3 separate regions of the Mus musculus genome follow, and regions 2 and 3 are each linked to region 1. The links are chromatin loops, found by intact Hi-C in ENCODE. Cell type or tissue: left cerebral cortex. All regions are shown on one strand.

What was found. A loop is a pair of places that touch in the nucleus more often than their neighbours do. Peaks named below come from ENCODE experiments on the same cell type or tissue, not always from the same donor. Only the 100,000 strongest peaks of a DNase experiment are listed, where the experiment ranks them.
Region 2: a loop joins it to region 1, with 5 times the contacts of the local background. A loop is called at or near these places in 2 of 42 quality-filtered maps.
Region 3: it touches region 1 in a loop (2.2-fold over the local background); 2 of 42 quality-filtered maps call a loop at or near these places.

The regions. Positions count from the first base shown.
Region 1 is chr4:103,616,623-103,621,622 of GRCm38, reverse strand. It overlaps Dab1 (disabled 1), which reads right to left and starts at 2,123. Exons shown (of 18, transcript NM_001369047.1): 1 at 1,878-2,123. It overlaps Gm36604 (a long non-coding RNA gene), which reads left to right and starts at 2,569. Exons shown (of 3, transcript XR_376479.3): 1 at 2,569-3,167. In left cerebral cortex, CTCF peaks have their summits at 378, 1,545 and 2,062; DNase peaks (open chromatin) are centred at 573, 769, 1,614, 2,107 and 1 more place; H3K4me3 peaks cover 2,356 bases; H3K27ac peaks cover 2,208 bases.
Region 2 is chr4:104,365,051-104,370,050 of GRCm38, reverse strand. All of the region lies in intron 4 of Dab1 (disabled 1), which reads right to left. Among named protein-coding and RNA genes, the nearest start is that of Gm36661, 340 kb to the right of the region's middle. In left cerebral cortex, CTCF peaks have their summits at 1,080, 1,408 (motif pointing right) and 3,011 (motif pointing right); DNase peaks (open chromatin) are centred at 2,187, 2,519, 2,998, 3,350 and 4 more places; H3K4me3 peaks cover 3,377 bases; H3K27ac peaks cover 2,766 bases.
Region 3 is chr4:103,553,345-103,558,344 of GRCm38, reverse strand. No RefSeq gene overlaps it. Among named protein-coding and RNA genes, the nearest start is that of Gm25877, 31 kb to the left of the region's middle. In left cerebral cortex, a CTCF peak has its summit at 2,531 (motif pointing right); DNase peaks (open chromatin) are centred at 2,554 and 4,948.

The DNA.
Region 1 (5,000 bases):
TCACATCACCGCTAGAGAAGGGAGCCCTGACATCGAACGCCAAAGGGATCCATTACTCGAAACCTCAAACATAGGACCTGTTGCAAAATCTTGTCTATCTGAGGACGCACCTCCAGGTTTTTGCCTTCTGAATAGGATTCTACTACCTTATAAGCAGGTGCCTAAACAGACAGAAGCAGCTTAAGCTCGACACATAAAGGGGTTAAAAAGCACGTTGCCTTTGGAATCCACTGCATGCACCCTGCAAAGGAGCTGTTGATCATGGAAGTGTATAGAAGAGGAGCCTGCGGCGGTGGAGGGCTCTAAGCTCTGAAGACCTTTTTAATATGGCTGTATTGTAATACTGCAGTGCCAAACCCCACCAGTGGTTCCAAAAAAGAAAGGGGGAAAAAAAAGCCTCACTATGCAGCAGAACTTCCCAGCCCTGGAAACAGATTGTCTCCCTTTTGCTCCCATTTAATAACGGTTTTATTTAACACAATCGGGGGAGATATGTGTTCTGCTAAGCAGTGTACAGAAAGCTCTGTCTGCAATGATGCGATTCTTTCTACATGAAACTAAGAGGCAGTCCCCTAAACTCAGCCTCCCGAAGCTCAGCAAAGCCACTACGAGGTGATGCGATTCGCAGAGGGAGCCGCTTGGAAGGGTGTGTGTGTGTGTGTGTGTGTGTGTGTGTGTGTGTGTGTGTTAGGGGGTCAGGCATGCAAGGGGACACACCTTTCCTTCAAGCCGTTGGATACACCATGTTGCCTGAAAAGTCTACCCAGACTAGTCTGTCAAGGGTTAATTTTCTCAGCAAAAACTGAAGCAAGCGCGCACGCACACAGACACACACACACAAACCACACCACACCACACACACACACACACACACACACACACACACTCCTCCGTTGACTCCCACCACCTTGGTGGGTGGTCACCATCCTCTTAATTTTAAATTCCAGAACGCAACCGCCCCCCCCTCCGCCCCCGCCCCAGTACTATTATTTGGGAACAGCCCCCGTACCTGGGCTCGATTCCCACCTCATCACCGGTGGAAGCTGAGAGCCCGACATAATTATTTTCCTACAAGGTTATGCCTAATTGACCACTAACCTAATTGATTAATCATTTCATTTTTCAAAGCAGCATCCAAGAGTCAATCTAGCGAGGAGATAGAGAAACATGTACGCAATGGTCCAAGGGATACAGACCTAGGGAAAGACCCCAGGCCAGCTAAAACCTAAGAGGCTAGAAATGAAAACGCGACAGAAGCAGAGAATTGCGCACGGCCACAGGAGGATCAAACCAGGAGCCTCAAAGCGGCCAGGGTCCAGCAGGCTCCAACACGGATGAAGTTGTTTTCCCCCGGGGACCAAAGGGTTAAAACGACGCCGCTCCAACCCAGTCTCCTCTATGCTGGAGGGGAGCAGAATCCACCTGTCCCCTTCTTAGGCAAACCCCGCTGGTTGTCCTGAGGGTCGCCCTAGCTCTCTGGCCACAACTTGCCCCTCTGTGCGCGGCCCTTGCCTGCGCCTTTGCGCGCTACCCAAAACTTTGCGCACACTGCGGCCGCCGCCTGGCCGTTCAGCGCGGCGAAACGCGCCACCAAGTCCAAGAGCTGCGGACAGCCCTTCTGCAGCCACCACCGCTTGGCTTTGGGCTTCAGACTTTTCTTTCCTCCGCCTCCAGTCCCCATGCAGGGGCTCCCTCGTGGCTGCGGGAACGCGACTCTCGGCCCGCAGTGGGCATTGCGGCCGCGGCGCTGCAGACCACCACCCTGCAGGGTCCATGAGGCGCCCACCCGACGGCTGGACGACTGAAGCCATCCTTGCCCTGGCGCGCCCACCCTAGCTTTCCACGCCGCGGCCGCCAGGCGCAACACCCTCTCCTACCTTCCAGCCGCTGAAGACCACACTCTGCTCAGCCCTCTCGACACATCATCCTCTGGCTGCAGAACAGGGCGACCGGACTCTGCTTTTGTTCCCTGGGGCGGGGAGGTCCGTGCGGGGCCAGGGAGCGGGAGATGCAACGGAGCTGGGTATCTGGAAGAAGGGAGGCTCACTCCCGGCAGCTCTAGTGGCGGCAGTAGTGGCGGCAGCAAAGGCAGCGGTGGCAGCAGCAGCAGCAGTAGAGATAGTGCCGGCTCTCTGCAGGCCACATCTTTCATACCTTATACATCACTACCGCATTCCCCCGAATAGGAGAGCCCATCAGCATTTCGCCACCTAACTAAGGATACGAGCGCCGGCAAGAGTGGCTTGGCTGCACCTGGCCACAGTGTGGGCTCTGCTCAGGAAAGGACCCTCAGCACCCAATTGCCACTCCCTCCTAAATCACCACAGCATCGTCTATAACCATCACTGGTCTCCCCGCAGCGCTCTCCTTAGGCTCTCTGCTCCCTAGAATGTCTGAGCTTTAGGGCAAGCAACAGAGGTTTATTATGGAAACTCATTTCCAACTGCCACTTCCCAGGGAAGGTCTTTGCACGGGAGGTTACTGCTACAGAGGCACCCTCCTGATTGCACGTGGTTTCTAGATGCCGCCTTGGGAGCAGGCTTGTGGGCACTGAGAGAGGCAGCCCGCACCAGAGGATTGGGTCCCTGTTGCTTCATCAATAAAATGGGAATCAGATGAGCTTTTCTGTGAGGTTGTGGTGAGAATATAATGAGATAAACAGAGTGGAACTCCCTAAACAAAGCTTAATTTCTTCCTTCTTCCAATGCAAGCCTGCCTTCCCTCAACAACTGTCAGCAACAACCCAGTAAATATTTGCCGTGAGCGTACCTCGGTTCTATGCCAATCCCTATTTTATAGAGTAGAGTACAGCTTGGCTTGGACTTTTCTCTCCAGTGAAGACACAGAAAATAAGTAAATCAAGAAGAGTTGTTGAGTGGTATTGATCACCAAGATTGAAATAGATGGTGGCATGCAATGTGAAGTGACTGGAGATGCTACTTAGCTTGCTTTTGTCAACTTGACACGAAACTTGAGTCACCTGGGAAGAGAGACCCTCAGACTGAGATGTTGCTTCCATTATATGGGCCTGTGGGCGTGTCTTCCGGCCACATTCTTGATTGAGGGTTAATGTGGGAGAGGCCAGCCTTCTGTGAGTGGAGCTACTTCTGGGCAGGTGTCTTGGGTTGTCTAAGAAGTAAGCTGAACAAGCCATGGAGAGCAAGCAGGTAAGCAGAGTCCCTTTATGGTCTGTGCTTCCATTCCTACTCCAGGTCCCTGCTCTGACTTCCCTCAATGATGGACTGAAACCTATAAGATGAAGTAACACCACTAAGTTGGCTTTGGTCAGTGTTTTATCACAATAACAACAACCGGAACACCTAGGGAACTGGAACAAGTAGGAACCTGCTTAGGTCATAACTGCTAACCCAAGTTCTACGTCAGTAGGACCTCATCTCCTCATCTCCAGGGCAGAAGAAACAGCCAGAGCAAATGTCCCATGCAGGAATGAGTTGAGGGCATCTAAGATGGAGGAGGGTACACCTGTAGCTGGAAGCAGCAAGGGTAATGACCCAGTGGTATGATATAGAGTGGGTGGTTCCATCTGACAGGGAGGTTCACCTCCACAGAGGTCAGTAAGTAGATTTGGCACTGGAGTTAGGGATGTGAGTGGTGTAGCATTCCCTGTGGGGTTGATTTGTAAAAGTTCACTCTGGCCGGGCGTGGTGGCACACGCCTTTAATCCCAGCACTCCGGAGGCAGAGGCAGGCAGATTTCTGAGTTCAAGGCCAGCCTGGTTTACAAAGTGAGTTCCAGGACAGCCAGAGCTATAGAGAGAAACCCTGTCTCGAAAAACCAAAAAAAAAAAAAAAAAGTTCACTCTGGCTGCTATGGAGATAGTGGATTGGAGAGAACTTGGGCAAATGCCATTGGAAGAAGAATCAGTAAGAAGATCCAACAGTGCTGGATAAAAGTCCCTCACCATCTCCTGACTTCCATAATCACAAACCACATCAACTTTTCCTTCATCCAACAAGAGATTGGGAGTAAAAGCCACTGGTGAGCAGTTCAGGGAGCCTGAACATGAGCCATCCCAACCCACTCTCTAAATATCCTTTCCTCAACCAGAAGATGTAAATGGTTACATATTCTCATGACTTACTGTGTTGATAAAATGATACCAGGAAGATGTACCCAAGGGACTAAATGACTGTTAACTTCATCTTTAAGATCTCTTTACTTTGGGTCCTCCAGAAGCCCAAGCACCACACATGCCCTCTATTCCCTCTAGGAACTGCCTTTCCTGGACATGTCAGAACTACGGAGTCCTGATGCCTCTTTCAGATGTGTGGTGATGATTGCATTCACAATGCTGGTCCCTGAACCCGGCTGCCATCTTCTCAAGCAGAAAACAGATTTCCATTTTGTTTCCATCCTTTTGATGTTTTCCTGTCCGCCACCCTCATCCAGCTTGAAGCATACACAACAATTGTCCTATGAAGCTCCCAAGCTACAAAAAATAGAAAGGAAAAGGGGGCTGGAGGTTGGGGGGAGGGGATTTGTAAAGCCAGAGATGGTAGGAGAAGAAAACAGCCTCTTCTCTCTTAGCAACAGGAAAGGATCTCTTAGCTGAGAAACATGATCAGTCCCTTACATGTCTGACCACAGCAGTTTTCAAAAGCCACGAGATCCACTACAACATGCCACCAAAGCCCTGGGAGTTAAAACAAGCAAGATTGGGTAGTGTGACCTGTGACCATTAAAGGAGCTCAACACGGTTAGGAGAAGCAGCAGAGCTGGAACTTGATTCCTCTCATGTCTGTGTGCTTTGGATGTCCTTAGCCCTGATGGTGTTGCTGACTTCTAGAACCCAGAGGAGTTTAATACAATGGAGATCCAGAACTTAGATTTCTAAAATAGCCAATTCCTTCCCTCGCACTGACTCAATACATTTCACTCCTCTCCAATGGCCTTCAAGCCCCAAGCTTGAGCTGTTGAAATTCAAAAGAGATCTTAAAGGCCACATGGTCTTAGAAACTGACTTCTATATTACCACTGCA
Region 2 (5,000 bases), 750 kb before region 1:
TGAGTAAAAGAATGTACCCACTTGAGAGCTACCCAGTTCCCAGGAATATAGTAACATGTTGTCGCTTCCCCCACGTTGGCCTCTTCTCTCCCGCTGCAGATCCTGCGTTGTCAAATAGTTACAAAGTCACATCGCTTTCACATCACTGCATTTTGAACTTCCTAAACCTCTACGAGAGCCCGTGTGTATGGAAAAGAACAATAGCACTTCAAAAGCCATTTCTGAGAGTTCTTCAATACTCCATTTGAATGCTAGGGTTTCAATCAAGGACAGCAGCAGACAATTTGATTGCTTAGAAGTTGACTTTTATACAGCTTTGATTAGGTCGCCCAGCTCAATGGGAAATCAAGAAAATCTTTGATCCCTTTCAGTCTCTAGAAGAGCCACGAAGCCTTGTCAAGATAGGGAGGAAAAGAGATGGGAAGGGGGCGTTTGTCTAACCTCACCCCATAGCACATCTCTCTTTTTCGCTGTGCAACTCAGGATTCCATCCAGAATTGCTCATCTTGGAGATAATAAAAAACAATGGGTGCTAATTCAGGGGGTGGGATGGTTTATAATTTTATGGATTTCCCGAAGACCCATAATTGGCACATGAATGTACAAGCGTGAACTGGATAATTAGAAGGTTCTGAACGTAAGCCACCTTTAATTTATATGATTACTTTGCAAACATGTTAAGTGTTGGGAAGTGTCAGTAGAGCCCCCACAAAGCCTTCATTCAAAACCATCAACATTGTGAAAGTGTGTCTAATGGGCCAGCTCCACAAGGAAATCAGAGAAGGGGGAAGCAGTGGCAAGGATGCTCTCACCTCCGGAGTTTGGCACTGGGAGGCATTGTGGCATCCTTTAGGAGGCCTCTGAGCAGAGAATGGCGATCCAGCCTCCGCAATCTCTCCTCCACTCCGAGCTCTCTTTCTTTTCTTTCTTTTTTTTTCTTTCTTTCTTTTCTTTCTCTCCTCCCTCCCTTCCCCCTCCCTCTCCGCCCCCCCCCCTCCGCCCCTCCACGCGGCCACGAATCCTGCCTCAGAAACACATTTCCGAACTAGCACTTGCCCGCGCCGCGGCGCTCTCCAAGTCTCCAGCTCCCGACAGTCGCCTAGAGCCCTGGGCTCCCCGCCCCCATACCATTCCTTCACTCTCATAGCCCAGGCGGAAATACCCCGCAGACCCCCAACAATGAGGACTTGTGTGATGCAGATGGGGGTTGGGGCGGGTTCCCAACGTGAAAGGGCGTGCAGGGTGGACTACTAGACCGTGTGGCAGCCTAGCCGCACCAGTTTGCAAAGCAGCTTTCTCTGCCCACCCCGCCGAGTCCACTAACACCAACCCCAAAAGAAATAGAGAAAGAAAGAAAAAGCGCCTTTAAAAGTGCAGTAAAGACTCACCCTCCCACCAGGGGTCACAAGCATACTCTGCGGGATGCAGACAGCAGAAGCAGTGACCAGCAGGGTGTGGAAATACACTTTGTAGAATCACCAAGTACCTTCCGGGAGCCTTAACACAAAACTACCCCTAAATCAGGACTCCCTGACTCCAGGCTCCTTTGGTGGCTTGGACTGAATCGTAGGGCTCCTTTACAAGACTAACCATAAAGAATCAAAGTTTCCCCAGCATGAAAAATCCTTATCTTGCGTTCGAGAGAGTAGGGTACAGAGTTATGGTAGAAGAGGGCCGGATGCGAGGGGAGTGGCGGGTGACCAAGGGCCTGAGGACTGAATAGTGGAGGGAGCGCGACGGGGAACACCTGGTCGCAGGACCCGAAGAAAGGTTTCGGTCCAGCGCCGGTGTCTGCGGAAAGGGTTGGCTTGATTGGGATGGGTCCAGTTAATGGAGTGGTCGAGGCAGAGCCAAAGCGCTGCTGTGATGTAGGGAAGTGCAGGTTCCGCGGAGTGGGGAAGAGGTCCGACCCGCGGGTAGCACCAGCAAGACAGGGAGGAAGCTTAGGGAGAACTCCGCAGGTTCTAGAGTGGGAGAAGGCAGCCTTGGGTGGCTAGAGCCGCAGGAGAACACAGGGGGTCTCGGGTAGGCAAGCCTAAAGAGAGGATCCCGAGTGTTCAGAAGTAGGACGAAGGAAGTGGGGACCAACCGGAAAGGAGACGCAGGGTAGCTTCCCAAGCAAGTGGTGGGAGATGATAGAAAACTGCGGCACTCGCTAGTGCACGGCACCTCGCGCCAAACTCCCTAGAGAAGCGCCCCGAAAGCCTTCCTCCGTACCCGGGCTCGCGGGCCCCAGCCGAGCTACCCGGGCTCGCGGAAGCCGGGTGTCCCCGCGGGCCACCTGCGCCCGCTCAACTCGGGGTCCCCCGCGTGCCCCCCGCCGCGCCTCTCACCTCGGCTCCCCCGGAGCATCCTCCTTGGCTGCCGCAGCCGCCCGGGACACGGCTCTCCATGCCCTGCGGGCGGCCGCACTCAAACGCGCTCTCCAGCCCGGGGAAGCCCGGGTGAGCGCCGAGCTGGGTCCATCCTCCCCGGGAAGCGACGGGCGCGCGTCAGAGCAGGGGGAGGAGACCAGCCCCCGTGCGGTGCGCAGACCCGCCTCCTCCCGCGGCCCCCGCCCCGCGCCAGCCCCGCCGCTCACCTGCCACTGAGCGTCCCAAGCCCTTCCTCGCCGGCTCCCTCTCCCGCCAGGGCGCTCTGTTCGCCGCCGGAACGCGTTCCGAGCGACAGCTCAGCGGAGTCGCCGCGGCGCCGACGAAGGGGAAGAGCCAACGAGCAGGCGAGCGGGGGCGCCGCGGCTCGCGGTCGCGCTCCTCCAGCCCCCTCGCTCGCCCCCCATCCCGGGAGTAGAGACCGATCGGAGCGAAGAGCTTGGGGTCCCCGCCCTGCGGTTCGTCGCAGGGGGTGGGGTTGGGGGTTGCGCTGGGAGCCCGCCACGCTCCTAGGCAGCCGCTGCAGCCCCCTCTAGGACTCTGCTGATTCTCCAGCGCCTGCTTTTAGCCAAGCCTCTATGCTCACAAGTAGACGGGCGCAGAGCCAAGCGGAGGCCGCGCGAGCTTCTTGCCCCGAGCCCCTTGGCAGAAGGGGGCGTCCTCTCCCAGCCGCCCAGGCCGGCTCCAGCCCGCCTTTTATTGCCGCTTCCCAGGCAAAGTTGTTCCGCACTTGTCACTATTTCAATCCGCTCTAGGCAGCCTCCTGTGCCCCTGAGGGCACGCAGGCCCCAGTTAACTTGTTTTCCCTACTCCATTCTTAGAATGCAGGGCAGTAGACCCTCCTGTAAATTAGAACCTGTTGTGCTGAAGAAGGCTCTTCGGGTCCTACCTTACAAAAAGATCTCAGGAACACCGAGTGGCAAAAAATAATTGGATTAGTCGGAAATTCTTCCACCTTGAGATTGGATTCGGCTTTGTCAACGCCAGTGTGGCACGCATGTCTCCAGAGGCTTGAAAGCTTGGTGGGAAGGGGGAGTGTGAAAATCACCTACTGCCTGTCTCTGGGAGCCTGGTGCCTGAGAGCAAAGGAAGAGAACCAAATACTTGCTTTAAGTTTACTCTTCTTTTGAGGGGTCACACTCCTGCCCTCCAGCTGAGCGATAATAAAGCTAAAGCGGTGGCTTGTTTTGGGGGCTTTTCTTGGGGAGGGGGATTTTTTCTTGTAGCTTCTGTTATTCACCCATGAAAATTTAATGATGCATTTAGGGTTATTACCTCTAGAGTCAATGGGCTAAAAATATTTAGCCTAATGCACTGCTTGTGGAGTCAGTAGGTCCGTGGCTGGTTTGTACAAAGTCATCTGGAGACCCTCCCTTCCTCCACAAAATTCACGAGCCATTACACTTATCCCATAATAACAGCTCTGTACAAATGGAGGCCCTGCAAAACTTGGCTGTCAGGCACCTCTGAAAAGATAGCAATTTACATAGAGACAAGAAAAAAAAAAAGTCCTGAGGTCATAGGCAGGATGAAATCTACTGAGAAGGGCTGATCGGAAGAAATTTCCCACAACTTGGCAGAGAGGTTCCATTCTTGATGGTTTCTGTCTACCTCTGGGTGGCTGTCAGTCTAAAGGTGGGACCAGGGAACCTCCACCGGATTTCTCTCCAACTTTTACAAAAGTTCTGGAAAGTGGGAGGAGTTGGGCACCAGGTTCTACACCCAGTGTGAAGTTGAGATTGGCTGGAACGACTCAGCTGTGATCAAGAAAACATTTTTACTTCCATTGTTTACAAAGAGAAGTCCCTGGAGTCTGAACTCAATACCAAGAAAAGAGAAATTTTAGACCTCGCAGAGGAAATAAGTGAGAGTATAGTTGAGTGTTAGTCATTTCTACAGGCTAGTAAATGCCAGACCTTAGGTAAGCTCGAGTAAATCTGACTTTTTACAGACTCTACCACAACAAAATCTAAACTTCCCCGATTTAGGGACAGCTTTGAAACATCCACATACATGCCTTTTAAGAGTTCATGTCTGAGGTCTGACCTGTAGCTGTCTCCTGCCTCCTGTCTTCACCTGACTTTGCCACTACAGACACCAGAGGGAACTGGCAAACTCAGTTTGCCAAGCCATACAATGTATAAGAACGTAAAACTATCTCTAGTCAGTGTTGGACAAAGTCTACCGTGGAAACTGGGCAAATTCCCATGAAATCCAATGGGGGCAACAAGACACAGCTGTTCCTATCTCCAGCCTGGAAGAAAGTATGATGTATAGGCACAAGCTGCCCACTATGGGCCTCAGGGCCTTCCTGGTTAAACTGAACCAAATTTAAAGGGATATTTTGCCACTCAGCTAAATGTCAAGAAATAGCTCATCTGAAAGATAAGGTGTGGGGCTTTACTGCTGTTATTTTGAAAATACCAATGTGATTTGTATTAAGTATGGCATAAAGAAAAAAATCAATAAATGTGCTTTCATCATGTAATCTGAGAAGCAGCAAGATAATAAGAATAGCAGAGGCTGTATATATTACTTAATCCATTCTGAGTAGTTTGAGGTATTTCTCATACAACCTTTACAATATGGACTTGGAAATCTGTTGGCCTTCTTTGCCTCTGGCAGGCC
Region 3 (5,000 bases), 63 kb after region 1:
ACCACAAAATGTTCATGAGAGACATGAGTGAGATCTGAAATTGGAGTCTTGAAAGAGAGGTGCTAGGGATCAGAGACTGCAAAGGAAAGAGGAGACCTAACTGGGTCTGACTCAGAAAGCTGATCACATGATCTCTCCCAGCAGGGGATCTCTCTGAGCATGGAAACGGATTATCTTCTGTTTGCCAGACATTGAGCTGATATCCTTACACCTAATCTCACAACAGTTCTGTGAAATGGGTTGTCTAGTTTTTGTTTTGTTTTGTTTTGTTTTGTTTTGTTTTGTTTTGTTTTGTTTTGTTTTGTTTTCCAGGGCAAGGAAATTAACTAGAGAAATTTCTAACAAGAACTGGTTAAGGACTTCATAGTTAGGTAGATCAGCAAGGTTAATCACAGGGGCTCCTAAGCCCAACTGCTAACATTTGAATAGTGATTCAACACTTTAGTGCCTCTGTGGCCCAGAACAATGAGGTAATGTCTCTGTGTCTCCCTTTCCTACTTGAAAAAGTAAGAGATGATGATGACAGTAGGAACTTCATCTGGTTGGTGTGAGCATTAATTATATTCCTTCATGTATCTTTGCACAAAAGGGGACTCCTGTCCTACTCACAGAAGACACAAATGACTATTAGTAAGCAATGGACAAGTATTAGTTGCTAGTACAGTCACTGCTTTCTTAAAGTACTGTTTTTATATTGGCCCCTGAGGTCTTGAGTGAACTCAGTCTCCATCTCAACAAATTCAGTTTGTCAGGTGTCATGCCAAGGCCACTGGCTCATACCTACATCTGCTTCCTATCCATCATCTGTTCTACTCTTTCACTGCAGCTGAGCCCTGCAGACATTTCCTAGGATTTGTTGCTATCCCTGCTTTTCAGCTTGATGCAGGGCTATGTGCTACAAGGCAGGAAAGACAACCCTATCTCTCCCAAGTCTCACCTCTCTTTTGAACCTCTCTCCCCTTACCGTTTCACCTCCCCCAAGCCCCCAGGCTGCCGCACTCTCCTGGGCTCCAGTTCCAACTGGACAGCCTCTCTCTACTCCTGGACTCTGGAGTCACTCTTCCTCTGCCCCCATCAATCAATACCGTCTCACGCACAGGAGCTGCCTCCTGTTGTACCCAATCTCCAAGTGCCTTACTTGATCGCTCCTCGGTCTTACAACTCCCAGTGCTCCTAGTCACCAGCTCATCACGCTGAACTGTCACGCCCTGAAGGCTCAGCGTCAACCCTCACTGTTACAAATGCAGTCTGTGGGGAGAAGCCAAAAGGCAAGAATGAAAGTGGGGCCGATACAAATCAAGGCAGAAAAACAAAATGGAAGACCCTGCAAAGGCCTAGGTGTCACAAATGCCAAAGTTGTCATGATCTCCATCTTTGCACAGTCATGGACATTCTGCTCCTCTCTTCAAGAGGGGAGTTCAGTCCCCAGCTCCCCAGGCAAGACTGAGCCTCCATGATCAGATCAATTCTGGTTATAAGGGAGAGGAAGGGCCTAGGTAAAGACTGTAGAGTCAAGTGTTAACCATATTTTGGTTAATTTAATTACACTGTAAATACTATTGGAGAGCTCTCAGTTTAAGGAATCCCTGTGGGGAATCCTTTTGTTCTGCAAATAATTATTCCCCTAATTTATTTGCTTATGTTTGGATTTTCATATATTGCATTTGTTTATTTATTTACTTATTATTTTTACCCAAGAACAATAGGGACCAACTCAGCTGGGAATGAGCAGTTGCTTTGAATTAGGCACTGTTTGGAATAAACCACAATCAGTTTAGTAAAATTTTGATTATATTAGCCTTGCAAATAGGCTAGCCTAGAGTGAGAAGAAATGTATTCTGGGTAAGCATGGGAGGCTCATGATGCTTGGACGCATGAGATCTGAAAAGACCCTGGAGCTGGCGGGAGTCGTCTAAAATTGCCTGATCCTCGGACAGTGTTTAAAGCCCCTTTGCCTAGTGTAGATCAAATGCAGTTCTGAAAGCTAACATTTGTCTAATGGCAATTTCTCCTCGCTGGTCATGGTCTCACCTGCTGGGCCCTCAGGAAACAAATTTGCTCCCCTCGATCTGCACTGCCTATTTTTAGATGTCTTTGCTCTTAAACCCAACACTCCTAATTTCTTCAGCCTTCCTCCTGCGACACATCTTGAAAGCGGTGGAATAATGAGTTACAGTGTGGACACCAGGTAGAGGAAAACAGAGCCACAAGCACAGCCTCTCTGGAGAGGAAAATACACCGCGGAGCCGATAGACCAGAGCAGATTACGATATTGGAAGGAACTCATTTCCACATTGCTGAATCTTTAGATTCGAAAGTGCTTTGGCATTTCCTAATGGTAAAAGTAATTTGGCAACAGTACAAAACATTTATGATATAGGAAAAAAAAAGTATATCTAAGTCCCCAAGAGGCACTTGCCTCACTGAATTAGATCTGAATCGGAACTGCCCGAAGTCAGTCAGCACGGGAGACTGTGACTTGATTCGCTGAAGGTGGGATCTCTCACCTCTCCTCTGCTCTCCAGAAGAGGGTGCTGTGCAGAGGGCAGGGAGTCTCAGCCTCTTCAGCAGTGGTGAGTTCTGCTGAGTTCCCTTCTAGTCTTTTTCACATGTGTTTTTCTCAATTGCAAAGGCCGCATTTACTCAATTTCCAGATGCACGTTTTATATAACATTTGAAAAAGAAGTGTCATTTGAGCTGAAGTGTGTGCTTAACATAAAAAGACATGAAAGTCCAGAGAATAAAAAAAAAAATCCGTAAAATTACTACCGTTGATAAAACATTTTATAGGCTATTTTTATTTTGCTCATTTTCACTGGGATGATTGTGCTGCAGTTTAATATTAAAATCTCTATTTTTATCTGAACATTATGTTAGTATGATTTTTCCACACGATTACATAAGATTTGGTCACTGCCCTCTTTATTGTTGTTCGCCATTCCACGTACAAGTAATTTTAGGACAAGCATCTCTGCTGGAAAAATGTTTTATATTCCTTACAAAGCATGCCAAGAAATAAAGTCATTGGCTCAAAACATATGAATATTTAAGACCTCACTTCTTCAAATGAAGATCAAGGCATCGTCATTACCAGAGAGTTCTATCAAGTAGGTCAATGCATCACCCAGCCTCACCATTTGCAGACTAGTTAATTGTAGGCAACTAAACTAAAACTGGCCCTGCTAATGGAAACACGTCCAGATCCTCGGCGTGTAAAGAAAGCCTGCAAGGAGCCACACCAAAAAATCTCATTACGAGACCAAGTCTGAGGTGTCCTGGCTGTGGAGCTGACAGGCCAGAGAAGCTTCATAATCAAGGGCTCTCTGGTTTCCCATGCACCTCTTGGTGGGTAGTTTGTGACAGGAGGACCCCCACTGTAGCATGCTCCTTGTGCAGGAGAAAAAATCAGCTCTCCCATGCACCCCCTCCATGGTCAGGCCTTCCTCAAGTTGGTGACAGGGTGGGAAAAGCGGCACTGGCTCTCTGACAGGAAAAAAAAAGACATGCCAGAGTGAGCCCTCATTACTGGAGGTCTCCGATTCTCGTGGAGAAATAATGAGCGTCACCAGAGCTCTGTGGGCTCCTCCAGGATCCTTCAGGAACAAAGCAAGCTGGGTTTGATGAGGCTAATTCAACAGCAGCAGTCTGCTATGGGAGGACAGAGGCTGAAAGACAGGGCTAGAAGGGGTAGGAAGTTTCTTTGGTAGGGGGATGGGGCATTGCTGAAATGTAAGGCAATGTCATACTTCATATCCCTGGTATTCTATCACATGTTAGGCTAACGAATCATCTTACTTTCTAAGGAAACCGTTTGATAGGATGGGCCATTTGGCAGACAGATACACTCTCTACAGACAGTCCTTTCCTCTGTGGTCCACCTTGGAGCCGACCTGCAGCTCTAGCCTTCATTTTCCAGCATACTAAGAATATCCCAAGTCTATGTGTGATGCTTTTTCTCTGCTGGGCTGTTCCTCCATTATCCCAGGGTTGAGAGAGGAAAGCAGTGTTTGCTTAGTTATAGAACAAAGGGGAAGTCAATCCCCCAGGACCAAAGTTAAGCCAGGAGGGGAGGAGGACAGCTGTCAAGCTTCCAGCCCATCTCTAGACAGTAAGGCAAGGTTCCTCCGAGGGCCTCTAGCAGGGTTAGGCCCATCTTGTCCATAGAAGCCTTTTATTAAATCTTTTCTCTGCCTTGCTTGACCCACTCCCTCACTTTTAATTCCCAAGGCCATCTCCCTATTAACTAGATAACCTGAGTCCTTGTCAAATATCCATAATGCCCAGCCATGAGATAACACTCGAGACTTTTTAATGCCCATTTGTCAGATTAGAAGGCTGGATTTTGAAGAACTACCATTCCCAAGGTCACCCCTTTCTTACAAAGCTATCTTGTTTTACAGATCAAGTAATAACTCTTCATTGAGTTGCTGTAGTCGATCTGTAGATGCAGAGAGACTTCCTTGCCCAGTGAAAGGGGAAGAGAAAAAAATCACTCACAATGAGGCAGTGTCTGAGAGCAGAAACCATCTACTTCAGTCCCATTGTTTATTATTCAGCACTGATTTAGTATCCACTGCATCGGGGGGCCTATGCTAGACACCAACGACCTAAAAGATGAGTGAGCATGGCCTCTATGCTTAAGAAGCTTAGAATCTAGAGGTAGGATACAGGACATAGAGGAAAACCATGGGCTCAGATGCAGACCCCTCCCAGCAAGGGATCCAGGAGGTGGTTATCAACAACCATGTTGCCCAGAAGAGACTGACTTGTTCCTGCAGACAAGTAGGATCTCTTGGTTTATGCTGCCTTCCAAGTAGCATGCTGGAGCTTGGGTTGCACTGGTGAATCAATCACACAGCTGACGTCCTTCCCTCAGGCCAGAGCTAATTCATAAGAGATGCTGGAAAGTTAGCCAGAGAGAGGGGAGCGGAGAAAAATTTTCCAGATGGAGAGAGAAGCATATGCAGATCCTGGCAAGCATCAAACAGCATTCTGAGGTG